2 separate regions of the Homo sapiens genome follow, and region 1 is linked to region 2. A link is an interaction called in ENCODE POLR2A ChIA-PET data of the cell type or tissue named here. Cell type or tissue: MCF 10A. All regions are shown on one strand. Links, peaks and the distances in the headings refer to the core of each region. The heading gives the core; the rest is flanking DNA. Region 1 overlaps RB1 (RB transcriptional corepressor 1). Region 2 overlaps RB1 (RB transcriptional corepressor 1).

What was found. ChIA-PET counts read pairs that join two places held together with the same protein. Peaks named below come from ENCODE experiments on the same cell type or tissue, not always from the same donor. Only the 100,000 strongest peaks of a DNase experiment are listed, where the experiment ranks them.
Region 1: POLR2A ChIA-PET joins it to region 2 with 5 read pairs; 5 of 35 experiments call an interaction of 5 or more read pairs at or near these places.

Annotation. Positions count from the first base shown.
Region 1 is chr13:48,384,313-48,400,823 of GRCh38, reverse strand. All of the region lies in intron 17 of RB1 (RB transcriptional corepressor 1), which reads right to left. It also overlaps a transcript of LPAR6 not described here. Among named protein-coding and RNA genes, the nearest start is that of LPAR6, 21 kb to the left of the region's middle. In MCF 10A, for the core only: no CTCF peak of the experiment used is centred there; no DNase peak of the experiment used is centred there.
Region 2 is chr13:48,435,232-48,451,742 of GRCh38, reverse strand. The region is part of intron 17 of RB1 (RB transcriptional corepressor 1); the gene reads right to left. It also overlaps a transcript of LPAR6 not described here. Among named protein-coding and RNA genes, the nearest start is that of LPAR6, 30 kb to the right of the region's middle. In MCF 10A, for the core only: no CTCF peak of the experiment used is centred there; a DNase peak (open chromatin) is centred at 2,642.

The sequences.
Region 1 (16,511 bases), core at 4,183-8,182, 54 kb after region 2:
GGAATGAAGGGTACTAACAATTAATTGTTATGTTTCTAATTACTATTCTCATAAATGCTCATTTATTCCTCACAACAACTGAAAGTTATCCCTATTTTACATACAAGGAAACCTGAGATACAGAGACATAATTTGTTCAGAACCACACCAAAGCAAGTTACATGACATCTCTGGACCTCAGGTCTCTTTATCTATAAAATAGGGATAGCAGTGTTTACACTTCCAGGCTTCTGTGAATATTAAGTAAGATCCGCTAATTCAAAGTCTAGGCCCTTTTTGCCATAGCATAGTAACACTCACAAACACAAAAATACAAACACAGATAAAACATGAGCAAATAAACGAATCATGACAATGCACATACCAAACAGTAAACTAATATACACTAAAAGGCAACATAGAGGCTAAAAGTATAGTCTCTGGAACCAGATAGCCTGAGTTAAAATTCTGGCTCTGTCACCAACCAGTTTTGTGGACACAGGAAAGTTTCTCCATCTGTGAAACAGTGATGACAGAATCTATTTCATAGAGTTGTGAGAAGTTATGAGTTAATACACTGAAGCACTTTTAACAGTACCTATAATAGGACATATGCAAAAACATTACCTATTATTACTTCTACACTGAAATGTCACACACATAAATGAGAGTTATTTTGATGCTGGTCTGTATAATTATCAGACAAACTTCCAAAGAAGTAAGCAAGTGATGAGCACTACTTCCTAAACTAAGTTTCTATGAGCTACCTACAGGACATTCCTGAGTTGTTAGATTTTTGTTTGTTTTTTATTTTTGGACATCCTTGAATTTCTTAGTCCCTTTTGCCAATTAATGAACAAAGAGAATGGGTAATGTGTATAATATGGATGGTGTGGTGGGGAGGAGTGACATGAATAGACAAGTTATGAATATTTCTCTACAGTAAACTCTGGCATTTTTTCATATGTCAGAGTGTTTTAAAATTAAAGAAGGGTATAGATACATAGAGAAAAGAATAGACTTAGGGATCAGACATAGGACTCAGGTACTACAAGTTACTTGAGCAAAGGTTTAGAAATGAAAATGATTTTATGTTTAAAATCATAAACAGATCTGGATGAAGAACTCAGGCTTACATAAGCATTTAACACAGAATACCTGCATTGATTTATAAGTTATCTCAGTTTCTTTAGATTTTCTTATTGTTGTCCTTTTTAACATATGAGGACCCACATGAAAACCCATTTAATGCCTTATTAATCCTTAACAATGATGAAGAAAGTTATTTTATTACATTGAGCTTATATTCCTAGATCTTTAAGCAATCATCTAATTACATTTCATATGTAGCATATCCTTGCTACATTTCAGTGGATGATTATTCATATGAGTTAAATTACTATCTTTTTTTGTTTGTATTCTTTCTGCTTATCTATCTTAAAATTTTTGTAGATTATTAGTTCACTAGCAGAAAAATAATGTCACTATAAAATATTTATTCCTAAGATATTGCCTTCTTTTATTTTCCCTTCTTTGTCGTTACATTTTTGCATTCGTATAGAAGATGACTTTAGGCATACCTGGAATCTTTTACTAAAAACAGAGAAAGAGTAAAACAACAACAAAAACCTCAGGTCCAATGTTTCAGTCTACGAAAACAATCTAGATGTCTATTTCACCTCATTGTCACCCCTTCCCTTGAAAGTTGATCCAAATACCTAATTTCAACCTAAATTATTGTGGATTCTGAAAACACTTATAGTAAATTCTCATTTCTAGGAGTTGCATGAATGAAACATATATGCATACTAGCATTTACTTTTATAATATAGTTTGCTCATTTTTGTAAAGTCTTCTTTTAATCCTTCTTCCTGAGGAATAAGCCAGACCAATAGTCACAGTGCACTGCACAAAGGAGCTAGTCAACAAATGTTACTTTTCCCTTTCTTGTTACTTATTAGCTCCTAGGCAAAACACTTCCCTTGTTACTCAGGATAAAAAATACACATACATATTATGCTTTCACTTAGAATAAAATTAACTTACTATTTGTATTGCTCCCTTTATACTGTCCCATATGCCTGACTATATATTATAGAGGTAGTAAAAACAGCATGAATGATTTCACAGAAATAATGTAGTACAGTGACAGAGACCTTTACTAGAAACCAGTATGGAATTTGGAATCAAACCAATATGAGTTCAAATGCCAACTGGGTGACCTCAGACAAATTACTTAAAGAGAGCTGATGATCTGTTCTAGGGAAGTGTAATGAAGTATATTAAAATAATAATATAATAAATATGAGAGACAGCTTTAAAAAAAAATTACAGGACTCTATCAAACTATTGAGAAAGAAAAGGAGAAAGTGCTCAGTATTTAAGCCCAGATGATTTGAAAAGTAATGGAAAAATAGACATAGTGGGAAGCAAAGTTGCATTTAGAACAAGCTAAATAATTTCAGTTTTGAATAATGAAGTCAAGTCTCCTAAATCACTTGAGAAACTAGTATTTAGCTGTGGAAGTCAAGGGCAAAGCTATATTAGGAATATATTGGGTCAGAGTGAGAAAGGTTAAAGCTTTAGCTATGTTTTCAGAATTGAATTTTTTAAAATTAAAATAAAATGTTTCCTCTTTCTGGCAAAGAAAAGTAAATACATGGTTATTTTAGGTAATTCATGAGAAGCTTTTAAAAATATAGCATAATTGCTTTATCATTATATTAGCATGGCTGTTGTGTAAAAGTATATATGGCATCATACTGCTTCATTGTCCTGGCCCATGCTTTTAAAAAGTGTTAAATGTGGCTTAATCGTTATCTTACAATTCACTTGCCTTCCTGAGTTGTAGCTCTCAGCAAAATATAACTTAAAACAAATAATGTCCAATGGTAAATACTTAAAATACTTCTGCAAAGTACACCAAAGGTTAATGACCCACCATACAAACATACAACAGATATCCTTTTTGGTTTTTTCAGAGCCACAGACTGTTCTCCCTTTTGTGTTTGCTTCCCATCAATTTTGACATTTCAAAAGAATACCAAAAAAGCTTAAAATTTTGTTTATAAGTTTGTCAATGAATCAGGACTCTAAAACTATGGGCTATTCATTACAAATTATACTCATACATAAAATGACCCTCGATTTAAATTTGAAAAGATAATTTGAAAGATATATTTTAAATATTTTCTGTTTTTTTATTATACTTTAAGTTCTAGGATACATGTGCAGAATGTGCAGGTTTGTTACATAGGTATACGCGTGCCATGGTGGTTTGCTGCACCTATCAACCCATCATCTACATTAGGTATTTTTCCTAATGCTATCCCTCCCTTAGACCCGCACCCCCTGACAGGCCCCGGTGTGTGATGTTCCCCTCCATGTGTCCATGTGTTCTCACTGTTCAGTTTTAACTTATAAGTGAAAACATGTGTTGTTTGGTTTTCTCTTCCTGGTTAGTTTGCTGAGAATGATGGTTTCCAGCTTCATCCATGTCCCTGCAAAGGACACGAACTCATCCTTTTTTATGGCTGCATAGTGTTCCATGGTGTATATGTGCCACATTTTCTTTATCCAGTCTACCACTGATGGGCATTTGGGTTGGTTTCAAGTCTTTGCTATTGTGAATAGTGCTGCAATAAACATATGTGTGCATGTTCTTTTTAGTAGAATGATTTATAATCCTTTGGGTATATGCTCAGTAATGGGATTACTGGGTCAAATATTATTTCTGGCTCTAGATCCTTGAGGAATCGCCACACTGTCTTCCACAATGGTTGAACTAATTTACACTGCCACCAACAGTATAAAACCATTCCTATTACTCCACAGCCTCTCCAGCATCTGTTGTTTCCTGACTTTTTAATGATCACCATTCTAACTGGCATGAGATGGTATCTCACTGTGGTTTTGATTTGCATTTCTCTAATGACCAGTGGTGATGAGCTTTTTTTCATATGTTTGTTGGCCACATAAATATCTTCTTTTGAGAAGTGTCTGTTCATATCCTTCACCCACTTTTTGATAGGGTTGTTTGTTTTCCTGTAAATTTGTTTAAGTTCCTTGTAGATTCTGGACTTTAGCCCTTTGTCAGATGGATACATTGCAAAAATTTTCTCCCATTCTGTAGGTTGCCTGTTCACTCTGAAGATAGTTTCTTTTGCTGTGCAGAAGCTCTTTAGTTTAATTAGATCCCATTCGTCAATTTTGGCTTTTGTTGCCATTGCTTTTGGTGTTTTGGTCATGAAGTCTTTGCCCATGCCTATGTCCTGAATGGTATTGCCTAGGTTTTCTTCTAGGGTTTTTATGGTTTTAGGTGTTATGTTTAAGTCTTTAATCCATTTTGAGTTAATTTTTGTATAAGGTGTAAGGAAGGGGTCCAGTTTCAGTTTTCTGCATATGGCTAGTCAGTTTTCCCAATATCATTTATTAAATAGGGAATCCTTTCCCCATTGGTTGTTTTTGTCAAGTTTGTCAAAAATCAGATGGTTGTAGATGTGTGGCATTATTTCTGAGGTCTCTGTTCTGTTCCGTTGGTTTATTTATCTTTTTTGGTACCAGTACCATGCTGTTTTGATTATTGTGGCCTTGTAGTATAGTTTGAAGTCAAGTAGCGTGATGCCTCCAGCTTTGTTCTTTTTGCTTAAGATTGTCTCGGCTATATGGGCTCTTTTTAGGTTCTATATAAAATTTAAAGTAGTTTTTTCTAATTCTGTGAAGAAAGCCAAAGGTAGCTTGATGGGGATAGCATTGAATCTATAAATTACTGTGGGCAGTATGGCCATTTTCACGCTATAATTTTTCCCATCCATGAGCATGGAATGTTTTGCCATTTGTTTGTGCCCTCTCTTATTTCCTTGAGCAGTGGCTGCTCTTAATATTTTTTCCTTCATTTCAACCTTGGTGAATCTGACGATTATATGTCCTGGGGTTCCTCTTCTTGAGGAGTATCTTTGTGGTGTTCCCTGTATTTCCTGAATTTGAATGTTGGCCTGTTTTGTTGGGTTGGGGATGTTCTCTTGGATAATATCCTGTAGAGTGTTTTCTAACTTGGTTCCACTCTCCCTGTCACTTTCAGGTACACCAATCAAACATAGGTTTGGTCTTTTCACATAGTCCCCTATTTCTTGGAGGCTTTGTTCATTCCTTTTCATTCTTTTTTCTCTAATCTTGTCATCACGCTTTATTTCATTAAGCTGATCTTCAATCTCTGATATCCTTTTTTTCTGCTTGATCGATTCAGCTATTGGTACTTGTGTATGCTTCACAAAGTCCTCGTGTTGTGTTTTTTCAGTTCCGTCAGGTCATTTATGTTCTTCTCTAAACTGGTTATTCTAGTTAGCAATTCCTCTAACCTTTTTTCAAAGTTCTTAGCTTCCTTGCATTGGGTTAGAACATGGTCCTTTAGCTCGGAGGAGTTTGTTATTACCCACCTTCTGAAGCCTACTTCTGTCAATTCGTCAAACTCCCCTTGCTGGGGAGGAGTTGTCATTCTTTGGAAGAGAAAAGGCGCTCTGGTTTTTGGAATTTTCAGCCTTTTTGTGCTGGTTTTTCCTCATCTTCATGGATTTATCTACCTTTGGTCTTTGATGTTGATGACCTTCAAATGGGGTTTCTGTGTGGACGTCCTTTTTGTTGATGTTGATGCTATTCATTTCTGTTTGTTAGTTCTCCTTCTAACAGTCAGGCCCCTCTGCTGCAGGTGTGCTGGAGTTTGCTGGAGGTCCACTCCAGACCCTGTTTGCCTGGTATCACCAGTGGAGGTTGCAGAAGAGCAAAGATTGCTGCCTGTTCCTTCCTCTGGAAGCTTCGTCCCAGAGGGGTACCCACCAGATGGCAGCTGGAACTCTCCTGTATGAGGTGTCTGTTGATTCCTGCCAGGAGGTGTTTCCCAGTCAGGAGGCACAGGGGTCAGGGACCCACTTGAGGAGACAGTCTGTCCCTTAGCAGAGCTTGAGCACTGTGCTGGGAGATCTGCTGCTCTCTTCAGAGCCAGCAGGCAGGAATGTTTAAGTCTGCTGAAGATGTGTCCACAGCTGCGCCTTCCCCCACGTGCTCTGTCCCAGGTAGATGGGAGTTTTATCTATAGGCCCCTGACTGGGGCTGCTGCCTTTCTTTCAGAGATGCCCTGCCCAGAGAGGAGGAATCTAGAAAGGCAGTCTGGCTACAGCGGATTTAGGGAGCTGTGGTAGGCTCTGCCCAGTTTGAACTTCCTGGTGGCTTTGTTTACACTGTGAGGGGAAAACTCAAGCCTCAGTAATGGGGAATGCCCCTCCCCCTACCTAGCTCTACCATCCCAGGTCGACCTCAGACTGCTGTGATGGCAGCGAGAATTTCAAGCCAGTGGATCTTAGCTTGCTTGGCTCCATGGGGGTGGGATCCGCTGAGGTAGACCACTTGGCTCCCTGGCTTCAGCCCCCTTTCCGGGGGAGTGAATGGTTCTAACTCGCTGTCATTCCAGGCACCACTGGAGTACGAAAGAAAACTCCTACAGCTAGCTCGGTATCTGCCCAAACAGCTGCCCAGTTTTGTGCTTGAAACCCAGGGCCCTGGTGGTGTAGGCACCCGAGGGAATCTCCTGGTCTGTGGGTTGCGAAGACTGTGGGAAAAGCATAGTATCTGGGCTGGAATGCAATGTTCCTCATGACACAGTCTGTCACAGCTTCCCTTGGCTAGGGGAGGGAGTTCCCCAACCCCTTGTGCTTCCCGGGTGAGGTGATGCCCCATCCTGCTTCAGCTTGCCCTCCGTGGGCTGCATCCACTGTCTAACCAGTCCCAATGAGATGAGCCAGGTACCTCAGTTGGAAATGGAGAAATCACCTGCCTTCTGGGTTGATCTCGCTGGCAGCTGCAGACCAGAGCTGTTCCTATTTGGCTATCTTGCCAGCCCATCCTAAGTATTTTCTTATGTAAAAGTATGTTGGCCAAGTACTTGTGTAACTGAATGAAGAAATTTGCTAATATTTGGTGACCACAGAAAAAGAGTATGACAGAATCCAATTAGTAAGTCAGCTACATTTGACACATTTAAAGGAGACTCAATGTTTATGTGACGTACCAAAATTTAATACAAAAAAATAGTTAATAACTAGTACTTCTATGTTCTCCATATAGTAAGCACCCCTCTGAAACAGTATAATGCATCAGTCAGAAGACCTGATGCATTTAACACAAGGAAGCGGAAATGATACCCTAAATATTCTGTAAGTGTACATATTTCATATTTGTAAATACTTCATCAATCACTAAGCCTTACGTTTAGTAACCCTGCCAGCTCTGATGAAGAAACAGGGACCAGATTCGTTTAAACAACCACAAAATTGAACAACATAAATAAAAGAATTCTTTTTACACAATAAACAACAGGCAGTACAGAACAGCAATCCCTGGGAGAAGGAAAACAAATGGTGAGCCTCATTATTGCCACAGCTTACTGCCTGGGGACAGTTTATGGTCCACAGTCCAGAGATGAGAAACTGGAATGCAGCCCAGTGGTCCCCCAGTTGAAGAAACAGAGTTAAGAAATGGGAGATGCCAAGGCAAACTAAAATTAGCAGGACAGAATACTAGAGAGAAGAAAGCTACAAAAAGAGAACTCCAGAGGTCTGCAGAGGGTTAAGCTTGAGTCTTCAGCTGAGTACTGATCAGTGCATGGATGTGATGATACTACTCAAAACCAGGGAAGAACCATGGGAAGGAGTAGAATCCTTCCAGGAGCTGACACAGGGTCAGGAAGAGTTCTGCTTTCAACTAGCCAGAGTGGAAAAACCTTGTCATATATGGGATATTCAGTAGAGTACTCAGAAGAGCAATGCCTGGATAGTGAAGGAAAATCGGCTATTGATTAAAGACTGCTCTGTGTCCAAAAACAAAAACCAGATAAATAAATAAATGAAGCCTTAAAAAAGTCAAATTATTTCCAGATAATTTAATTGTGTTCCAAAACACAGGTCAAAATAGTGAAAGGAATACAAAAATATCCAGGACCCACTAAAGCAAAATTCATGATATCTGGCACCTAACAAAAAAATCACCAAGCAGTCAAAAAAGCAGAAACATACGACTCTTAAAAAAAAGAGAGAGAGAGAGAGAACTATCAGTCAAGAGAAACAGACCTAAAAAGACATAGGTACTAGACTTAGTAACAGGGACATTTAAAAAGTTATAATACCTATATCCCATATGTTCAAGAAGGTAAAGAAAAGCATAAACATAATAAAAATAGATATGGAAGATATAAAAAGGACCCAAATCAAATTTCTAGAAATGAAAACTATAGTAAGACTAAAAATACAATAAATGAGATTAATAGCAGATTAGATACCTCAGAAGAAAAAAATTAATAAACTTGAAGACATAGCTTTAGAAGGTATTCAACATGAAATACAGAAAGAAAAACCTGCAGGAAAAAGATACAGCAAAAAAAGAACAAGGCCAGGCGTGGTGGCTCATGCTTGTAATCCCAGCACTTTGGGAAGCCAAGGTGGGTGGGTCACCTGAGATCAGGAGTTCGAGACCAGCCTGGCCAGCATGGTGAAACCCCATCTTTACTAAAAATACAAAAATTAGCCGGGCATGGTGGCATGTGCCTTTAGTCCCAGTCACTCAGGAGGCTGAGGCAGAAGAATCGCTTGAACCTGGGAGGCAGAGGTTGCAGTGAGCTGGGATCATGCCACTGCACTCCAGCCTGGGCAAAAGAGCGAGGCTTCATCTCAAAAAAAAGAAAAAAAGAAACAAGGCAAACCAGAAGACAGTGGAGCAATATTTTTAAAGCACTCAAAGAAAAAACAAAAAGACTGTCAACCTAGAATTCAATACCCAGCAAAAGACCTTTTAAAAATAAAGGTAAAATGTTTTTTTCCAGACATAAAAGCTGGAAGAATTCATCACTAGTAGACATGCACACAAGAAATGTTTTTTGTTGGCTGGGTGCGGTGGCTCATGCCAGTAATCCCAGCCCTTTGGGAGGAGGCCGAGGCAGGCAAATCACGAGGTCAGGAGTTCGAGACCAGCCTGATCAACATGGTGAAACCCTTTCTCTACTAAAAATATAAAAATTAGCTAGGCATGGTGGCGTGTGCCTGTAATCCCAGCTACTCAGGAGGCTGAGGCAGGAGAATCGCTTGAACCCAGGAGGTGGAGGTTGCAGTGAGCCAAGATCGCGCCACTGCACTCCAGCCTGGGTGACAGAGAGAGACTCCATCTCAAAAAGAAAAAAAAAATAGAAATGCTTTTTGTTTGTTTTATAAGAATAGAGACAGAGTTTTGCTTTGTTGCCTAGGCTGGTTTTGAACTCCTGGCTTCAAGAGATCCTCCCGCCTCAGCCCCACTAAGTGTTGGGATTACGGGTATGAGCCACTGCCCCTGGCCAAAAAAAGTTTTACAGTCAGAAGGAAAACAAAAGGAATCTGGATCTACACAAGGAATGAAGAGTACTGGAAAGGTAAATATGTAATCAAATAAAAACATCTTTTTTCTCTTGTTTTGAATTCTCTTTAAGAGATAATTGGTTTAAAACAAAAGTTATGAGTGTATTGTAGAGCTTATAACTTCTGTCGAAGCAAAATGTATGACAACAACAGCCCAAAGGTTGGAAAAGGGAAAATGGAAATATACTATTCTAAGATTCTTATACTGTATGTGAAGTAGTGTAATACTATTTAAAGAAAGACTATTAAAGATTAAAGATTCATATTATAAATCAAAAAACAATTACAAAATAAAGAAGTATAGACAGTAAGCCTACAAAGAAGATAAAACAGAATTTTAAAAATTCAATCCAAAAGAAGGCAGAAAAAGAGGAAAGGGAGGAAAAGGGAGATGAGACAAATAGAAAATGAATAATAAGATGGAGAATTTAAACCCAACCATATCAATAGTCACATTAAATTTAAATCTAAACATCCCAATTAAAAGGCAGATACTGTTAGGCAAGATTTAAGAAAGCAACACCCAACAATATGCTGCCTATAAGAAAATCACTTCTTTAAGAATAAAGACACGTATAAGTTAAATAAAGAATGGGGAAAATATGCCATGTTGATATTAATGGGAAGAAAGCTGGAATGGCTTCACTAGTATCAGGCACAAGTAGTTTTCAGAGCAAACAATATTACGAGGGATAAAGAGAGGGTCATTTTATAATGATTAAAGAGGTAAATTCATCAAAGGACATTACAAATCTAATGCTTTATGCACCTAAATTCTATATGTTAGACATTAGATTAGGTATTGAGAGAGAGATTAGTTTTTTTTTAAGTGAGCCAGGAGTTTTGCTTTCAGGACCTCTCTAGCCCTCTGCCCCATTTAGTCCCACTTGTCTCCTGGTTACTCCCCTCAAGCACTGAAGACATTAGTCTTTATTTCAGTCACATTCCTCCTTGCTACATGTCCTGGACTCTTGCTCACTGTACTTTCTGGCTCCTTGGCCAGGATCCTCATGCACTCCCAAGATCATTTCTTAAAATACAGTAAACTACCCAGAAATGTTCTGTCTCCAGAAATTCTAAGGTGAAACAACTCTTTGACTACAACCTCCTACACTTTCATTCTCATTGTTACTCCCACTACACCTATTAAACTTCATTAAATTCATTACGTTCAACTTCATTATTTAATGAATGAATTATTTAATGAAATATCCTGTTACTTTTTGTTTGTTTGTTTTGGGGTTGTTTGCTTGTTTTGTTTGTTTTTGAGGCAGGATCTCATTCTACCACCCAGGCTGGTGTGCTGTGGTGCAATCACAGCTCACTGCAGCCTTAACATCCCAGGCTCAGGCAATTCTCCCAGTTCAGCCTCCCAAGAACCACAGGTGTGTGCCACCACACCTGGCTAATTTTAAAAATTATCTGTAGAGACAGGGTCTCCCTATGTTGCCAAGGCTGGTCTTGAACTCGGGCTCAAGCAATCCTCTCACCTTGGCTTCCCAAAGTGCTGGGATTACAGGTGTGAGACACTGCACCCTGCCAAATATCCTGTTTCTTAAAACCTCTACTTTCACTATGAATCTCCTATCTTCTCTCTGCAGGTGAAAACTCCAAAGCTTAACATTCTAACCACTCTAGGGAGGGAGGATGGGAGGAAGAGAGCTGAGTGTGCACCAAGGAGCGGTAAGATGCCAGACCTGTGAGTGAAGAAGCATCTTGGAAGTGGACCCTATAGCTCCAGGCACCTGCTGACACATAGTCGGAGACAAACCACCCAGTCAAGTTCAACCCAAATTCCTGACCCAAAAAATCATAAGCAAAATAAAATATTTGTTTAAAGCCACTAATTTGTTATCCAGCAATAGAGAACACTTCTAATGGCTCTTTTCCATCAATATTTAAACCCTACCTTTCTGATTTAAAAAATATGTTTATATTCCCTCTACTTCACATACATCAAGCTGTATCTTTACTTCTGTTATATCTTTATTTCTCTTCACAGGCAAAACTTTTGATAAAAGCCATCTATTTGACTGTGTCCACTTTATCTCTCATTCAGATCTCATCCTATCCCCACCCCTTCATTTAACAGTCCTTGTCACTGTCACCAGTGACTTCATTGTTGCTAAAACTTTTCAGCTCCTATCTGAAAAGTCTGAGTGAGCAAGCACTCACTCAGACTTTGTAATGTTCTCTCTCTCCTTTTCCTTTTTTTCAGTTTTTAATTTAATTTAATTTTATTTTATTTTATTTTTGAGACAGAGTCTTGCTCTGTCACTGAGGCTGGAGTGCAGTGGCACAATCTTGGCTCACTCAACCTCCGCCTCCCGGGCTCAAGCGATTCTCATGCCTCAGCCTCCCGAGTAGCTAGAATTACAGGCATTCACCACCAGGCCCAGCTAATTTTTGTATTTTTAGTAGAGACAGGGTTTTGTCATGTTGGTCAGGCTAGTCTCGAACTCCTGGCCTCAAGTGATCCACCTGCCTCAGCCTCCCAAAGTGCTGGGATTACAGGCGGGAGCCATTGCACCTGGTCGGTCTCTCTATGATACCACTTCTCCTGATTTTCTTCTTATCTTCCTGGCTGTTCTATTTCAATCTCTTTTGTAGGCACAGGCTTCTCTTTTCTGTCCATCCTTTAAATGTTAGAGCTCCTTAGAATTCTATCTTTAGCCTCCTTCTCTTCTCATACTATATTCTCCCCTTAAGTGATCTTATCCCTTCTCCAAACTTCAGTTACTCAGCAAAGCATAAGGATTAATAGCTTTGGAGCCAGAAAGACCTGGGTTCAAATCACAGATCTTGCCATTTTGCTTGTGTGGTCTAGGGCAAGTTATTAAACTTTTCTAAGCATTCATTTCCTGATCTAGGGTAAACTACCTCATGGATTATGATGAAAATTAAATTTAAGAAGTGCTCACCAAAGTGCCTGGCACAAGATAAACTGTCAAAAAAGGGTGGCATTTTTTATGGTCCATAATCTTAGCCTAGATTTCTTTCCTAAGTTCCAGACACACATATCCAACTGCTACTTGACACCTCTATTGAAATGACCTATAATTACTTAAAACTCATCAAATGAAATTCATCTTCCCAAGCAAACCTCATTCAATCCTAGGTATCTTATTTTAATGAATGACACTACTATCCACTTAAGTTATACAAGCCAGAAACCTGCATGTCATCATAAGTTGACTCCTCTCTGTTCTTTACCCTTATGTAATTAACTGCTACATTTTATAATACAATGTCAGATATTGTTTTAAGTACTTTACATGAATTTAACATGAGATATGCACATATAGTAAAACAAAGTTTATAAATGACTAGTTAAGTATATAGATAATAAACAATTTAAGACTAAATGAGGGAAGAATGACTATAGACTAGGATGATCAGGAAAGGCAAAATGGACCTTAAAATCTGGTCAAGAAAAAGGCAGAGGAAAGCATTTCAAGACTCAGGGACAGGCAAAAACAAACATGGTTGTGTGAGTGAAAGACAAGTCTGAGTGGGGAAGAGAATACAGGCAAGGGTTCTCAAACTTTTTGGACTCAAAACCCTTTTATATTCTTAAAATTACTAAGGACCCCAAAAGCTTTTGTTTGTGTGGGTTAAATCTATTAATATTTACTTTGTTAGTAATTAAAACTTAATTTAGTTAAAATTTAATTAAAACAGAAATTTAAAAAATTACATCCTATACAATTCACCCATTTAATGTGTACAATTCAATAGTTTTTAGTATATTCACAGAGATGATAAAAGTGTTATAAAATTGACTACAATAATGAGTCAATTTTACAACATTTTCATTATCTCAAAAAGAAAAACCATACTCTCTAGCCATCATCCTCAAAACACCTAGTCCTCCCCACCAGCCTTAGAAAACCAATAATCTACTTCCTATCTCTACTGAATTGCCTCTTGTGGACATTTCATATAAATGAATTTATACAATATGTGGTTTTCTGTGACTGGCTTCTTTCAACATCATGTTTTCAAGGTGGTTATATATTCTTCCATTAGGAAGCATAAAGTAGCTAATAGCTTTTTTACATTAAAGGATGTTGAGGGCTCAAAAGAACTTGAGAAAATTTAAAAATATTTATCTTAATAAACCCATTATGTTAACATAAATAATTTTTAATGAAAAATAACCATATTCTACAAAACAAAAAAGATAGAACAATAGCACTGTTTTATGATCTTCTGAATGTCTTCACTATCTGGCATAACAGCAAAGAGCTGAATTTTCCTATCCGCTTCTACATTTACTTTGTTGCAATATGCTGTTTAGGTTGAAGTATACAAAGAAAAATCTGGCCTCATATGGAAAGAGGAGGAGTACTTTAATAACCTTTTCAGATAATTATGGTTACTGTTTTCTGACACTACGCCAAAACTCGACAAGTCATAGTTTCTTAAAGGTTAGTTGCAGGGCGGAACTGGAAACAATCTCAATGAACCGAAATAAATTTTTCGTATTTTAAGACTTTAAAATCCATTGGTTTATCTTGAACTTTTAATGAATATCTTACCCGTGAATGATTTTATAACGATGTATTTGGTCATTTGGAAATACTGGTTCACTGAATTATGTACTTCTTGTAAATGTTTACAAATCTCTCACATTCATTGATATCACCACCGATTTCATCAGAAAAGTATTTTATATATTAGGACTCTGTCAAGCTTTCAGTGGTGGATACAAGTTTCTAAAATTCTAATTTTTACTTGAAAACACAAAATTTATCATTGGCAACCTTTACTGTCAGTTGTTTTCTTTGAAATGACAGGCTCACTTTGTTCACTTTCAAGAATCTACCACATACCCAAGCATAAATAAACACAATTGCTTATCAGTCTTACAAGTAACACATGTGTTTCACGAAAAGAGTGACGGGTTCAGTTCACAACTCAACCAATAAAATAAGTATTTTTCCTCAAGACAGCTATCATACTTTGGTATGCAACTTTCTACATACTTCAGTTTCATCACATTGAATATTAAAAAGACATACTCAAGAGTGGAGATTAAAAAAAAAATACCATACAGGTCTGTAGTCTAGAAGCAACAGGCTATTCCTACCCTGATGTGTAGCAGGCTATACCACCTAGGTTTGTGTAAGCACACTCTATGATGTTCACACAATGACAAAGTTGCCTAAATGAAGTATTTCCTAGAATGTATCCCCATCATTTAGCAATGCCTAACCAAAGTTAACTTAAAGCTCCCATTCTAGTTTTTTTGTTTTTATTTTTTATTTTTTTGAGACAGAGTCTCGCTGTGTTGCCTCAGCCTCCCAAGTACCTAGGACCACAGGAACATGCCACCATGCCATCACACCTAGCTTTTTTTTTTTTTTTTTAAGAGATGGGGTCTTGCTTTGTTGCCCAGGCTGGTCTTGAACTTCTGGGCTCAAATGATCCTCCCACCTCAGCCTCCCAAAATGCTGGGATTAGGTGTGCACCACACACCTGGCCTAAAGCTCCTATTCTATAAACCAGCATTTGGTTTCTTTGACCTTCTTTCTATGCTGGATAATTTTAGAACTGTATCCTGAACATCATAAATGTTACATTGTGAAGATCCTAAATTCTGTTATTTTTCTAAAATGAGAATGGTTTTGTTGTAAGAAGCAATTATCTTTGCTTAACTTGAACTGTTCTGTTTATTGGGCAGCAACTCCAGTTTCAGTTCAGATCTTTTGCCCTTCATTTGGCTGCTCTGAGTCTGTGACACACAGGAATTATTCAGATTTCAGACAGAATCTGGGTACCCTTTCTTGGCTCTTTCCCTTGCAGGATTCTTCCACTCTCTTCAGTGGCCAAGGTTTCCCTAGCTTCAATTTTCCAGTTTTCCTGGTGAAGAGACCCATAGTTTTCCCACTGACATCCCTGCCCTACCTTACTGTCCTTCCCTATACCTACTGCACTTAGCCCTAGACTAAAAGCCTTCTCCTCAGGCTCCCAGCTCCCCTCTTCTCTTTCTCAACTAGCATCTGTTCTTCCTGTCCAGTAATTTCAGTCAGTTACTTTTTGTATTCCAAACAGGTAGTATAGTGGTCTTTTTTGCAGAAAGCCATATGGTAGGGTCTTCTTCCAACATTACCAGATGAATATGTCCTCCACAGGAGGTTTTTTACCTGAGGAATTAGCATGATGAGATTTACATTATGAGCAGATTTCTCTGGCTGCTGTGAGAGAAATGGTCTCAAGGTAGCAAATGAGAGATCAATAGGAAGAGTCCAGAATAGTCCAGGAAAGACAGATCATATAGGGAATAAAGCATCTGACATACTTTGATTTATAAACATTTATTGAAAAAATATGATAAATTCTGAAAATACTGAAACTAAGGCATCCAAATTTCATTTCATCACCTGCTGGCATTATAAACCTCTTAACAGATTTAATAGGGCCAAACTCTTGGAAGTCATTTCATCTAACCCTTAGGTATGATGCATTCGATAGCACCTGTAATCCCCCAACTTTTCAGAGAATGAGATTTCACTAGGTTTCTCAACAGACTTTTCCAGTATCTTACACTCATATATTGCCCATTAATCTCTCTGGGATGAAAAGAAACAGAAGTGGGCTTTTTCCTTATGGATTTATTTTATCTCAAGGCTGTCAAGCAAAAATGCTGAACCCAGTTCCCCACACAACCATTAAAAATAAGATGATGTTCTTTCTTTCATTAAATTATTGGCAGGAGAGAAGTAAGCAGCACCTCATTTGAAATTTCCCTCAGTCAACAACTCTGTGTGAATATGTTCCTATCAATCTACAGTTTTAACGAGAATTTTTTATTATGACACAGAATCAAAAGACTATGAAAGCTTGCTCTGGGCCTTTATCTGGGTGTTGTTTACACGGATGTGTTCAATTTGTGACAAATTCACCAAACTGTCACTTGAGATATATACTTTTCTTAATATGTGTTATATTTCAAATTTTAAAAAAAAGTCTGTGAAAACGCAAATGTATCTATGCCATATCCCTTCTCTATAATGTCAATTATTCTCACAGGAAAAATACACAGTATCCTGTTTGTGTGGCATAACTTATCTTCACAAAGTTATCCACTACCACTCA
Region 2 (16,511 bases), core at 715-4,714:
AAAATCCCAGGATCAGATGCATTCACAACTGAATTCTACCAGAGGTACAAATTTCTACTGAAACTATTCTAAAAAATTGAAAGGAAGGGACTCCTCCCTAACTTATTTTATGAGGCCAGCATCATCCTGATAGCAAAACCTAACAGAGATACAACAAAAAAAGAAAACTTCAGGCCAATATCTCTGATGAACAGCAATGCAAAAATCCACAATAAAATACTGGCAAACCAAATCCAGCACACACCAAAAAGCTTATCTACCATGATCAAGCTGGCTTCATCCCCAGAATGCAAGGCTGGTTCAACATATGCAAACCAATAAATGTGATTCATCACATAAACAGAATTAAAGACAAAAACCACATGATTATCTGTGGTTGCAGAAGAGGCCTTTGATAAAATTCAACATAATGTTAAAAACTCTGAACAAACTAGGTATTCAAGGAATGTATCTCAAAGAGCCATCTATGACAAATCCACAGCCAACATAATACTGAATGGGGAAAAGCTGGAAGCATTCCCCTTGAAAACCAGCACAAGACAAGGATACTCTCTCTCACCAATCCTATTCAACATAGTATTGGAAGATCTGGCCAGGGCAATCAGGCAAGAGAAAGAAACAAAGATATTCATATAGGAAGAGAGGAGGTCAAATTATCATCTTAACCCAAAACATTCTTAAGCTGATAAGCAACTTCAGCAAACTCTCAGATACAAAATCAATGTGCAATAATCGCTAGCATTCCTATACACCAACAATAAGCAAGCAAAGAGCCAAATCATGAATGAACTCCAATTCACAATTGCTACAAAATGAATAAAATACCTAGGAATACAGCTAACAAGGGAAGTGACGGGCCTCTTCAACAACCACAAACCACTGCTCAAAGAAATCAAAGAGGACACAAACAAATGGAAAAACATTCCATGCTTATGGATAGAAAGAATCAATATTGTAAGACTGACCATACAGCCCAAAGTTATTTATAGATTCAATGCTATTCCCATTAAACTACCATTGACTTTCTTCACAGAATTAGAAAAAACTAATTCACATGGAACCAAAATTCATAAAATTCATATGGAATCAAAAAAGAGCGCAAATATCCAAGACAATCCTAAGCAAAAAGAACAAAGCTGGAGACATCACACTACCTGACTTCAAACTATACTACAAGGCTACAGTAACCAAAACAGCATGGTATTAGTACAAAAGCAGACACACAGACGAATGGAACAGAGTAGAGGACTCAGAAATAAGACCACACACCTACAACCATCTGATCTTTGACAAACCTGACAAAAACAAGCAATGGAGAAAGCATTCCCTATTAAATAAATGGTCCTAAATAAATTCCCTATTAAATAAATAAATGGTCCTCGGAGAATTGGCTAGTCATATGCAGAAAATTGAAACTAGACCCCTTCTGTAAACCTTATACAAAAATTAACTCAAGATGAATTAAAGACTTAAATGTAAAACCGAAAACTCTAAAAATCCTAGAAGAAAATCTAGGCAATACCATTCGGGACATAGGCATGGGGAAAGATTTCATGATGAAAACACCAAAAGCAATCACAACAAAAGCAGAAATTGACAGTGGGATCTAATTAAATTCAACAGCTTCTGCACAGCAAAAAAAAAAAAATATATATATATCATCAGAGTGCACAGACAACCTACAGAATGGGAGAAAATTTTTGCAATCTATCCATCTGACAAAGTTCTAACATCCAGAGTCTACAAGGAACTTAAATTTACAAGAAAAAAACAAACAACTCCATTCAAAAGTGGGCAAAGGATATGAACAGATCTGAATTCATATAAATTGGAAACTTCTGGATGACTAAAACTACAACAAACTAAATTAAATGGAATCTGCAGAAGATAAACAACATTGGTTAAAGATGCCAAATGAATGCAGACATTAACTCTCTCTCATAAAACCCCACTAAAACGGCAATAAACTGACTTATTTTAAAAGACATAAACCTTTCAGATACAACACTTTTTTTTTAAGAGACAGGGTCTTGCTCTGTCACCCGTGCTGGAGCACAGTGGCACAATCATGGCTCACTGCAGCCTCCTGAGTAGCTGGGACTATAGGAATGCGCCATGGTGCCCAGCTAATTTTCTGAAATTTTTTTTGTAGAGACAGGGTCTCCCTATGTTGTCCAGGCTGGAGATACAAAATTTTGAAAGCTTGGAAGGCAGATACACAAATGGTAACCTACTCAGTAGGTGAGAAAAAACTGAATTGGAACTCAGCATTAAGGAAAGCCAACAGGCAAACCAGATAAACTTTTAACCCACCAAAAGGATGTGGCAGTGGCGATACCAGGTACTTTGGGCAGTGAGGTACTGAGTAACAGGATAAAAAACCTAAAGATACGCAATGGGGGTTTCTTAAGAAATTGCTCTACCAAATAACTATACAATGAAGTTCCCAAACCTCATCCAGGTGCTCAGAGTTTCTAACTAATTTTTAGTGATTTACTCTTTTATATGAGTGGCAATCAAATATTTCCAGAAAGTCCCTAATATAAATATGCCAAAACAAAATAACAAAAAGGCGATCTGGGAGATGCAGAAACTATGCAGGGAGAAGAAATTTAAAAAGAAAGAAAAAAAAACGGCGATTACGCAACAGTTCTTTCAAATAGGAAGTTACTCATGCCTAAGCAATACATTACTAAATACTATTTTTCTTATTTATCCTGCTCTTAATTCACTCAATAAAAAAAAGCATGAAGAACAAGTTTTAAAAAAGCCATTAGCAATAAAAGCACAGGTCCTGGAATTAGAGATATATAAGCTCAAATTCTTGTTTACTAGTTTGAAGTTTACTAGCAATGAAACGTTTTGCTCTCTGAACCTCAGTTTCATTACTTGAAAAACAGGAATACAGCACTCATTTTGCAGGATTACATGATACATCACATGAAGTGACTTCAAGTAGCCACTTGAACATTCAACTCTTTTCTCAGCTTTCAGTGATTTGGCTTGATTATTTTATTTGAATTTCTTGGATGTATGTATGAATGTGTTAAAGATGCGCTTTCAACTCTAAACTTTCAGGAGAAACAAACTGTCTTTTCTTAACTTTACTCTTTTCCTTTCTACATGTCAAGTAGGTACTTGATAAGCTGTGAATAAAAAGAGGCATGATAATCATATAGTCATTACACATATCACTGCAAAAGTTTAACAATTTTCAGCCCTTTTTCAGTTTCAGCAGACCAACAGGAGATGGGTTATTATCTGTAATAGTGACTCACTACAGAAATAATTCTTAAAGGTGGAGATGGTGAGCATGAGTTGTCTCCTATGGAGGCATCAGAAGAAAAGGTGTCCTACAGGAGCTGGATTTTATGGCGGGGAGAAAAAAGAGAAGGTGGCATGTATGCTTTGGAAAAAGAAGCAGACTCTACAACTCCAATCATATAATTTTTGTTGACAAGTCATCTTTTCCTATATTCATTAGGGGCACTGCAGTGTAAATAATGGCTTTCATCTGAGCAAAGTAATGCTAACAATTAACACTTAGGAAATTCATTCCAGCTAATACACATACTGTTATACTAAATATTTTATACTTCCTAGCCATGGATGAATTGAAAATCTTTAACTAAAATGGTATGAGTATAAACCCACATATATTCAAGAGTGGCCTACTACCAATTTTTCTTTCAAACAATGAAATTTTAGGAGACTCTTGAGACCTTGCAAAGATGTGTGATTAATAGGACTTAAGTACACTAATTAGATATTTTAGATACCTTTCAGATATGAGATAAAATCTAGTTGTGCTTCAGATTCACCCAATAGGATTATACTAAAAGTAAATTTCTCTTCCAAGGATTAAGGTGGCATTTTTCACCAATAGTCTTCATATTTCATTCAAATATCACTTTTATCACTCCATCACCCCAAACCAAATGGTCACACAGATATATAGATATTGGTTTATGATGATGAGTATGTCATGATCACGGGAAAACTATAGTGCAGTAGGTAGGAGCACAAACTCTGGAGCCACAGTACATGGGTTCAAATCCTGGCCACCTGTAGCTACATGACCCTCAATAAGCTTCTCAACTGTAGAGCAGAGATACTAATGATAATAGTAGTAACTTAAATCATAGTATATGAGAAGTGAATTAATAATGTTAAGAATTGGGAACAGTGCTTGACACAGAGTAATATATAATATTTGATATTATTATGGTTGTGATTATTTACATCTATGAGTGCCATTATACAAAGAACACTCTATTTCCTCAAACGTATGACTGTATGCCTAGTTATCCATCCATCCACCCAGTATATGTTGTATGTCTATGCTAGGAAGTAGAGCCATAAATGTAACAATGCTCCATTTGTCAGATACTAAATAGCCTTGAAGGAGTATTTCAGAAGCATCTGCCCTATTTGACCTTACTCAACATCTTCACTTGATGTCTATGTATAAAATAAACTTTAATCATCCTCTACCACCCCCCAAAAACGACTGCTTCTCCCTAGTCTTTACCATATCATTAAATCACTCCTTGTATCCAGTTGCCCAAAGCAAAAAAGACAAGGAGTCATCATTATTATTCTTTCTCTCATACTTATCCAAGACACCAGGCAAGTCATATTGGCTCTAAATTCAAAATATATTCCAAGTTTGACTTCTTTTCATTACCTGTACCATTGCTAGAGTCAAAGCAATTCTTATCTCTTTTCTGTCCCACTGCAAAAGCATCCTACAAACTGGTTTCCATACTTCTACTCTTGCTGCCTCCTAGATGTCCTCATAGAGCTAATATGTTACTCCCTAACCCACCTCCACACTCAAAACCCTGCAAGAGCTTCCTGTCACACGTAGAATAAATTCAAATGCCTTATCTTGGTTTACAAAACACTACATGAGTTCTGGCCCCTTGATACCTCTCAGACCTCATGCTCTAACACTCTTCTTACTCCAGCCATCCTGGTCATCTTTCTATTCCATGACTGTGGCATAATTCTTCCTTTCTCTGGGTTTTTGTACTTGCTGTTTCCTCTGCCCAAAATACTCTTTGACCATGCTTCCTATGACTCACCCCACTCCATTATTCACATATCTCCTCAAATAGCACCTCCTAAGCAAAGCCTTGTCTAAACATCTTGCCTAAGACAGCCATAATTCCCATTTATTTGCTACTCCTACCTCTGCTCTATTTCCTTCATAGTATTGATCACCACTTGAGGTTATGTTATAAATTCATTTATTTTCTTATTTATTATCTCGCTACTAGCAAGCAAGATGCAGGAAGGCTTGGGCTTTGTCTATCTTATTCAATAGTATCCCCAATGTTTAAAACTACCTGGCACACAGTAAGGGCTCAATAAACATTTGTTGAATAAATGAATAAAGTGAGAAGGTTGATATTAAGATAACTTAATCTCAAAGTTTTCTGAGATTAACTCCACCTCAAAGTGAGAATAAGATTTAAAATGGGGCCAGGCATGGTGGCTCAGGCCTGTAATCCCAGCACCTTGGAAGGCTGAGGCAGGTGGATCACCTGAGATCAGGAGTTCAAGACCAGCCTGGCCAACATGGTGAAACCCCATCTCCACTAAAAATATAAAAATTAGCCGGGCATGGTGGCACGCACCTATAATCCCAGCTACTCAGGAGGCTGAGGCAGGAGAATCGCTTGAACCCAGAGGGCAGAGGTTGCAGTGAGCTGAGATCGTGCCACTGTACTCTAGTCTGGGTGACAGAGCAGGATTCCCTCCCAAAAAATAACAAATAAAGGGAACCTTCTTAGTTATATATACTCTAAATCCTCTAAAAATATGTGTTATCTGCTCCTTTCCCCCATGTTTTTTACCTCAAATGTTAGTCAAATAGAATACGTGTACATGTATACCTTAGCCATTAAGTATAAACAGATAAACCGTTTCAGACTTGGGTCTTTGAAATAATACTTTGTTCCTACTTACACGGTGCTCAGGGTCTGGTGAGAAGAGGCACACAAACAAGGAAATAAGTATGTGATGACAAATTCAGAAAAATCCTATGAAAGAACAGGGTTCTCTCATGAAGAATAAACAGGGAGATCCAGGTGGATGGGGTGGGTTCAAGGAAGGCTGATCTGGGAAGGTAACATGGACGCTGAGTCTTGAAATGTGAGAAGGAGGCTGTGCTTTGAAAGGAGAAGGGGCAGAGATCTTCCAAAAGATGAAAGATCATATGCTAAGAAACTGATGTTCTTTCAGAAAATGAAAGAGGCCACCAGAACTAAAGTACCCGGGTGGGATAGTGGAGAGGTTGCTAAAGAAGAGGTTGCTGTATGATCACGCAGAATCTGAAAGACCATGGTAAAACGTTTAAATATTCTAAGAGAAACAGTAAACCAATTACAACAGAAACTCTGTTTTAGGATAAGTCACTAATATAGAGATAGCTAGTTCAATTGTGTCTGGCTTCCTATCACATCACTAGCACTTAGTACAGAATTGGGGTCCTAAAAATATTTGGCAATGATGACCTGTGTTGCTTTCAGGAAAGTATTCCAAGTGATAGGGTCCACCATAATCCATATTGCTTTAGCTCTGTTACAAGTGACAAAATTTTCTATCAATTTCCAACTTCCTAGCTCCAATGTCTCAAGAATATGCCAGGCGGGTGTAGGCACAGCTCCAGACAGCAAACAACTTTGGGGTTGTATGCATATAACTCAGGAGTTAACTCTATTGATCTGTGAAATTAAAAAAAAAAAAACTACTATTTACTCAATTTACTTAAGTCTTTAACTTCATATTATGCAAAACTGAAAATATATAAAAACTGTTGTGTTGTTATAACGTTTGGTGTGGTAGGCCTCAGGGGCAGGCCTCGGACCTTCTCTTGCCCTCCTTTAACCTGTTCCAAGGCAGGACTCTAATTTTTCCCCCATCATTGTAAATTGTGTGTCTTTAAGACCCTCCCCAGAGATGGTTTTTGCCCTATAGTGTAGGGGAGGAATGCTGACATCATAAAAATCCCAATGCTGACATCATAAAAACTGGATTAGGAGAGCTTCTGGATAGCTGAACACATGGAGGTTTCTGGAGGGTGTGGCCCCCAGAGGGCATGGAAGCTCTGCACCCCTGCTCCCATACCTCACCCTACGCATCTCCTCATCTGTATCCTTTGCAATATCCTTTGTAATAAACCGGTAAGTGTGTTTCCTTTGATTTTTTCTTTTTGTTTTTTCAGACAGTCTTGCTCTGCGGCCCAGGCAGGAGTGCAGTGGCACAATCTCAGTTCACTGCAACCTCTGCCTCCTGGGTTTAGGTGATTCTCGTGCCTCAGCCTCTGGAGTAGCTGGGACTACAGGGGCATGCCACCACACCCAGATAATTTTTGTATTTTTAGTAGAGACGGGGTTTTGCCATGTTGGCCAGGCTGTTCTTGAACTCCTGGCCTCAAGTGATCTGCCCACCTCGACCTCCCAAAGTGCTGGGATTACAGGCTTGAGCCACCGTGCCCAGTATCCTTGAGTTTTGTGAGCAGCTCCAGCAAATTAATTGAACCTGAAGAGTGTGGTGTGAGAACCCCAATTTGAAGCCAGTAGGTCAGAAGTTCTGGAGGCCTAGGATGGTGTCTGGGGGTATGAGGTATGGGCACTGAGACCCCAACCAGTGGGATCTGACACTATCTCCAAGTAGACAGTATCAGAACTGAGTTGGAGGATGCCCAGCTGGTATCTGCTGCTTAGTGTGTGGGGAAAAAAACCCACACATTTTGTCACAGAAGTCTTTTGTGTTGACAACTGTTGTGGTGGTATGAGAGCAGAAGAAAAACATGGTTTGAGAGAGTTTTTTCCTACACATCACTATGTTCTGGGTTTTTATTTCAGCAATAGCATGTCATCAACAAAAATGTTTTTCAGCTTATCTTTTTTCCAAAAGAAAAAAAAATGTATATAAGCAATATAAAACATAGCCAGGTCTAAAAGCAACGGAGGTGCCTAAGATGGAAAATTTAAGGAGGCATTTACTCTCACTTGCACAATCTTAGTATGAAATGTACCCTTGGTGCCCTGAACACTAAACTGACAATAAAAGCTAGTTAATTTAAGATACACTGGCAAAATAGAATGATGTGTCTTTTACTTTCATGGTTTCCTTACACAAGAATGAAAGTACTTTCAGTTTAAAAGGTTTTATTTGAATGTATTACCTCATTTAATCTTCAAAATAAGTCTTAAAATTAAGTGTTATTATTCATTTTATGAATCAGAAAACTTAGCTATTTTAGTAAACTGTGACTTAATACATTAGAAATATTTTTTGAGTGTGGAATAACATTTGAAGTTTATAGATATTAAAACTAAAACTCTTTTAAACTTCTTTTTAAAAATAAAAAAGCAAATGAATAGAGAAGCTTCCTAGAATTAAATATTAAGATATTTATGACTCTTTCTTTAAAACATTTTATTAATTTCTTATTTTTCAGCTTTATCCATTTACTGAAAAAGGAATCTTTTTTCTTAGCTAAAAAATAGCTAAGCATTTTTTTTAAGTCTTTCAAAACAGTAATCCTTTCGCTAAATTATAGACTAAGAGGAGATATTTTTAAGAACATAACAATGTTTAAAGGAATAGTAATGTTATATCAATGACATAATTTTATACACATGAACAAACACATTTTAAAATGTGTTTCAAATGGATTTATTAATTAAATGTCTTAAAATGTCTTTCAAAGTGGATTTATTAATTGATATCTTGGTCAAAATTTTCAAAGAAAATGAGAGATATATCAATTTGATTAGGTCTGATTTCAAAAATTTTTATTTTATTTTAAACTAAGTTACTTTGTGGTGTTGGGTATTTTTTTAAATATTTAAAGTATTTTGAAAAGTGCAATATGTAAAATATATTTTGTGATTGTTCTGTTAATTTTAAAATATTGTTTAAAGAAAGGACTTCCTAACTCAAAATTAGCCAAGATTTCTAAAATTGGGTCCAGGTTTACTTGAGGATGTCTGATATACCAGCTCTGGGAGGCAGCTCCAAGGGAGATGACAAAATTCATGTAATTAAACTAAAATAGTCACTTATCTGAATGAGGTGTTAACAGAAGTCAAAGTCCTCACCCATCATTACTATCTTCAATTCAGTGAGGGTCTTCCTCCTTTCTAATAGCCAGGAAAAAAACCTTGTTAAAGAGTTTTTGTGGAATTTATCCTAAGTACAGTAGGAAAGTTACCTTCTGAATCCAAAGAAAAAAATCCTGTTCTAACTGAAATAAGACAAAAATATCTATGATGAATATTTGCAAAATGAATAAAAACTCATACTATATCCATCCTGGCTAACACGGTGAAACCCCATCTCTACAAAAAATACAAAAAATTAGCCGGGCATGGTTGCATGCGCCTGTAGTCCCAGCTACTCGGGAGGCTGAGGAAGGAGAATGGCGTGAACCCAGGAGGCAGAGCTTGCAGTGAGTGGAGATGGTGCCACTGCACTCCAGCCTGGGCAACAGAGCAAGACTCCATTTCAAAAAAAAAAAATAAAATTCATACTGTAGGAAGAATTAATACTATAAAAGGAACTAATACAATGTGAGAAACAGACATTAAAAGAGGAATAGGAAAGTTCTTGAAGCTAGCATGTCTGAATATGATGAAAGTCAAAGATGCCTCACCAAATTTTGTAGATGTAGAAGGAGTGGGTTACGACTGAATAGAAAAACACAAGAAGGGTGAATTCGAGTTTAAAAGTCAGAAATAAACATGCTTGTACTGCTAAGTGACAAGGCATCAAATTATCTATTAATAATGCTCATGACTAAGATTTGTGAATAAGTTAAAAACAAGTGAATAAATAGGTCCTATAATTAAATGATCAAAATTAAAGTCATTTTTAAATAATTCCTGCCTCTTAACTAGGATCTCTATACCACAGAATGAAAATCACCAGGTTTTTGCCAATGGGAATCTAACTGGTACCCTTTACCCATATATATAATTCTATGATAGCAAATTGTGTCAAGTTTAACCTATTCCTAGTGCTAAACTTTTTTGTTAAAAATTGCTTGATGATTAAACACAGTATAGTTTTATTTTCTAGTAAATAACACTTAAAAATTAAACAACACTATTAAAAATTGTATTGGTTTTTTGGGTTTTGCTGCTTCTACTTCTAGGTGGACCTACTCCAAGTTCCCAGAATTTCATAATCCTTAAAGCTTCCAATTCTGAAACAGAACTAGATCTAAGACAGTAGGAGTAGGCTTATTAGCTAGTATTGGGTTCCTACCAAGTGATTTTTGTTGATATGCACATGTTACTACTTCTATATGTTTGGAAACCCGTTGGTCATTCTTGCCCTAGTGCCTTAAAATCAAAGGTTGGCCAGATACAATAGAAATTTGATATGTAAAGGTAACATAAGGGTCTTCAGGCACAATTTAGTTTCAACACATCCCTCATGAAAAGGATGATTAGTACCCTTATAAAAGGGACCCCAGAGAGCTGCCTTGTCCCTTCCACCATCTGAGGACATGGTAAGAAGGTGCCATCTATGAACCAGGAAACAGGCCTCCGCCAGATATCAGATCTGCTGGAAACTTGATCTTGGACTTCCCAGCTTTCAGAACTGTGAGAAATACATTTCTGTTGTTTATAAGCCACCAAATCTATGGTATTTTGTTAAAGCAGACTGAACAGATCCAGTGTAATAAGAGTTCAGAAAATCTAATGATTAATTTCAAGCTTAGACTATCAATGGCCTAGGTCATCCTTAGAATGTCTGCAGGATTCTTTTTTTCTTCCCTACATTTTAATTATAAGCAAACCTTGAATATTACAATATAGGGCATTCTTAGCAATACAGATGAGAGTTTAAAATCATAATTTTAAAATTGTTTTCTCTGATAACTATGTGTTCAATTTGCTTTTTAAGCTCCTTTCATTTTCTATTTATTATGAATACATTAATTTTTTAAATGAAAAGTTAAGCAAGTATAAGAGATGTCTCTTTTTTACCTTTTAACAAAGAAAACCCTTTATCTATGAGTGCAACTACAATTTTAAATTTAACTAAGTTCTTCTTGGTTAAAACAAAATCATATAATTAATACTGACTCTAGCCCTTGATCATAAATTCTTTGACACAGTAGAAGAAAGGCAAGGCAGATCGCCTTACCCCAATCTTTATATATATGAAGCCAAATACTAAATTTCAACCAAAAAATTAAACTTTGGATCATGTGCCCATCAGGCTATGCATGTAAATAACAAACATTAAAGTTAAAAAATATGCATTAGCTATTTGTACATAAGTAAATGAAAATTAACAGGGCCCAACATAGACAATATCATACATAAAAGAAAGATGTCTTCATCAACTCTAGCCTCCCTCCTCTTTGCCTCACAGAACATAGCAAAAGTTATCTCCCAAATTTCAACCACTTCTATCTCAGGAAAAATAGTTAATATTTTGTAGAACATCTGACTTTAGTTTTCGGTTATATTTTATACTGTAAACTCCTATTTCCTGATATGGCTTGTAATTTATTTGGGAGGCAGCATATATCAGAGTCCCCAAGGAAGCTTTATTAAACATGCATGCCAGGTTTCCCTTTTACTCCCAAGATTTTGATATACCCAAAAAGAGAGAATATCTACATGTAAGAAAAGCTCCTAAGCAGATTCTAATGTAATCCTACTATTCTATCTCCTTCCTACCCTATTCCTGATACTTCTCTCATATACATATAAAAATATTTAGACTTATGTATATATGTATGCATGTATCTATCTAATCTCCTCCACCACCTCCTTAAGAAGTATAAACTATATTTCTGCATTTTTCTAATTCTGATATAAATTTCTGAAAAGTGACTTAATATTCTTTCTTAAATAGCAATATTGTGATAACAGTTCAATTTCTTGTCTTCTTAGGTTCAAAAAGGCCTTCTTTCAAACCTTCCCCAAAGCCTATTTTCTGGAACACTAAAAACTCAGGCAAATTTGAGGTCTATCAAATGTAAAAAGTACAGACTCTACTGTGAATCTCAGAAATTCTCTAAATCATAACACATTCAATAGCTGACAGAAGACTTTTGTTTCTCTTTTTCCCAGCATTTGGGCTAAAGTGATGATACGGTAAGAAGGCAGAATATTCTGAACATTTCATTAACTTTAGTTTATGAGGATTAATTTTTAACTTTATCCCAGACTCAGTGGGCAAAAATGTTGTGTGGACTGGTGAGGATATTGCACTATAAGGAAGATTAACAACCGTAATCTTTCTATCATGCCTGATTTCGATAACTATGATTAATGATTCAAAGTCATTACCTTATACTTCATGATTCTATTTTATTTCTCTCACTACCTCACTACCAAAATTCTGTCTTCATGATTATCTTAATTTAATAATAGTACTAGTTAATATTTATTGAATATCTACTATATGCTAGGTTCTATGCTAAATATTTTACATATATTATCTCATTTAATCTTCAAAATACGTCCATAAAGTAGATATGTGTATTTTATAGAAATTATAAATTTTGCCCCATATTATATGGCTGATAAGTGATGGAGCAGTGATTCAAACCCAAGTCTACCTGTTTCTAAAACTTGTGCCGTTAGCTGCTATACTAGTATGGGAGTCACGTTCCTTTGCTTACTGCCTCTTTCACTCTTTCTTTGCCCATTGTCATGCTTTTAACCATGTTTCTAGGTTGCTGTTTACCCCTACAATTAGTTCCACTGGCCACAATTCCATCTATCATTCATTCACTGATCCATTCATCTAGAGATGCTAAGAGAAATAGCACATTCATAGTAGTACCCACTACATAGAGTTGTTGTGAAAATAAAATAACCTATATAAAAAGTTTGGTATGATACATGGCACATGATAAGCAATCAATAATTCTACCCTCAAAGAGCTTAACAGATAACATTTATTGAATGCCAGACATAGCACCAACCACATTACTTATATTATTTAATTCTCACAACAAACTCTAGAAAGAAGGTAATTATTTTTTAAATGCCATTTTATAAGTGAAGAAAGGTAGACAAGGAGTAAATTGTCCAGTCACATGAATAAGTGGTGGATCCAGGACACAGTTCCAAACTGTTTGATTTCAGAGCCTTTGTTTTGAACTTTTATGCTATAGTTTACAGTCTAATGAAAAAAAAAACAGATAAGTAAATAAAAAATAGCAATACAAAGTGCTAAGTACCAGAATAAAAGAATACACAGGGTGCCATGAAAATCAGAAGAGACAACTAACTCAGATTAGGAGCATTAGAGAAAACTTCTTGGAAGAGATTATGCTTGAGTTGAATCCTAAAGAAAGAACAAATTATTTTAAGTAAAAAGCAGAAGAATAGTGTGCTCAGAAGCAAGAGAAGAAAAAATAATATGGCCCTGGGGAAACTTCATGCAGCTAATCTATAAGATAAGAAAAATAATGCTTACTATAGGGCTGTTTTGACAACTAAGTTAGATAATAAATGTAAAGTGCTTAGAAGGGCACCTGGCACACAAGCCTTTGAGACAGAAATTTTTCTTTCCATAATGCTAAAATACAGATTTCATAGCAAGGAAATAGCAAAATATAAACTCGCTGAAGGATTTTAGACAGGTGACTACCAGGGTTCAGATGGGACTTTCAGGGAGTTCTTAAAATAAAATTCCAGTGCCAAGCATATAATGGACACTTGGTAAATATTTCTAGAATATTGACATATGATGCAGCCATATCATGAGTCAAATTAACTACAGCAAAGCACAAACAAGAAAACTGATAATAGGATTTGTTTTCTAATTGACACTAAGTCATAACTATGGCAGCCAGCCTCCAAGATCACCCCAATAATCTCTGACACTGGGTATTTATATCCTTGTGCAGACAGTTCCTAAACTGTACCAGGGTTAGTCTGTGGGCCAATGACATAGGGCAGAAGTGATGGCATGTCACTTCTGAGATGAATTTATAAAAATCTGCAGTTTCCATCTTAGGTTCTCTCCCTCTCTAGGATCTCTTCCACTGGGGTTGAGGCAGGGAGCTGCTATGGAGTAGCCCTACGGAGAGGCTCACATGGCAAAAAAAATGAAGCCCCTGGCCATCAGCCAGCAAAGAACTGAGGCCTGCCAACAACCACACGAGTGAACTTGGAAGTAGACTCTCCAATCCCAGTGAAGCCTTAAACTAGCTGCAGCCTTGGTTGACAATTTAAGAATCTCTCATGAGGAAACATGAGTCAAAATCACACAGTAAAGCCACTCCCAGTTTCCCGACTTTCAGAATTTGTGTGAGATAATAAATGTTAGTTGTTCTAACAGATAATTAATATAGCAATTGATCTTTTTTAACTATAAAGAAAATATTTCATGGAATACTTAACTTTTGAAAGTAAAATATGTATATTTCTTTCTAAAGCATTGTTTCTATCCAGGACTTGGGCAGTAGTTTTCTCTTGTACTCAACTCATGTTATTACTTATCTACTCAAATTAACTGTCAGCCTAATTGCTCTCTGAACAACGCTTCACTCTGTTTTGCTACTTAGTCTTGTGAAGGAAACCAGGCTCTCACTGTCAGCAAGATTAGTATAAATTTCACTGGGTAAATAATATTGATAGAAAAAGTAGAAGCTATAAGTCTGTTCTACATGACTTTTCATAACTAACATACATTTCTAAGGCAAGCATGAACTTGTCTAGAAAGTAAAGGACTCCAAGGCTATTAAGTCAAGGTGCTCCTAAAAGAGATTCTGATTATCAAAGTAAGTACAAGTCAGTAGTGCTAGTAGAAAAATTAACAATAGAGGAAGTGGAAGGCAGAAATTGCTATTGTTTTCTGGGTATTTTAAGGAATATTATTAGAACTACATTACAGGAAATGTTTTTGTGCCACCCTAAGCTAAATTCTAAGACTGTTTTGCCTCGCAAGAGGAAACTAGAATAGAAAATAGAAGAATTTTGGCAGACCTTGGCCTTTCTGAAGATCTTTTCCATTTTACCTTGCTGGTCCTTTAATACTAATATTTCTGCAGATCTGCTTGCCAATACATATGCTGGCTGAGCCACTATCATGATTTTTTTTTTTAAGAGAGAGTCTTGCTCTTGTCACCCAGGCTGGAGTGCAGTGGTGCAATCTTGGCTCACTGCAACCTCCGTCTCCCGGGTTCAAGCGATTCTCCTGCCTCAGCCTCCCGAGTAGCTGGGATTACAGGCATGTGCCACCATACTCAGCTAATTTTTGTATTTTTAGTAGAGATGAGGTTTCACCATGTTGGCCAGGCTGGTCTCGAACTTCTGACCGCAGGTGATCCGCCTGCCTTGGCCTCTCAAAGTGCTGAGATTACAAGCATGAGCCACAGCAATTGGCCTCATGATTTTAACTATATCTATATTATTCCTAAGTCTACATTTCTGACTAAAACTATGCTTTCAAGTTCTAGATCCATATTTCCAACTGGACACCAAAGATATCCACATGAATATGTGGCAAACATCTCAAATATAATAGGTTCAAACATTAACATGAACTCATTTCCTTCATCACCAACCAGCTATGAGATGGTCTTTCAATACCTACTTTGGTTAATTGTGTTATCAACCACCTAATCACCCATAGTACAAATCTTAAAATTATCCTCAGTTAACCTCAGTTCCATCCAGGACCTAATCTTTTCATTCATCCTTTTAACATATTCGTGTCTTTATATTTACAATAGATTTCTTTTAGATAGCATAGAGTTGGGTTTTGTTTTTCATCCACTCTGATAATCTCTGCCTTTTAATTGGGCTGCTTAGAGCACTGACATTTAATGCAATTATTAATATAATTAGTTTAAATTCTACATCTATTTGTCTCATCTTTTCTTTGTTCCCTTTTTGACAAAGATACAAAAGCAAATCAATAGAAAAAGGATAGCCTTTAAAATAAATGGTGCTGAAACAACTGAACATCCATGGTGCCCAACTCAGCACCCCCTAAAAAAACCTCAACCCAAATCTCAAACTTTGTACAAAAATAAACTTAAAATGGATCATGGACTTAAAATGTGAAACTATAATTTTTTAAGTATAAGGGAAAATCTTCAGGATCTGGAGTTCTTAGATTTGACACCAAAAGCATAATCCATAAAAGGAAAAAGTGATAAACTGGACTTTATGAAAATTAAAAACTTTTGGATGAGAAACATGATGTGAAGAAGATGAAGAAAGAAGCTACAGGCCAAGAGAAAATATTTGCTAACCACATATCTAACAAAAAAGACTAGTATTGAGAACATATAAAGAACCCTCAAAACTCAATGGTAAAAAACAAACAATCCAATCAGAAAATGAGCAAAGACATGAAGAGAAATTTCACCAGAGAGGAAATACAGGTCACAAATAAACAGGGAAAGGTTAATCAATATCATTAGCTATCATCCTGATGGGAAATGCAAATTATAACCTCACTGAGATATCCTTACACTATCAGAATGACTAAAATAAAAAATAAAGACA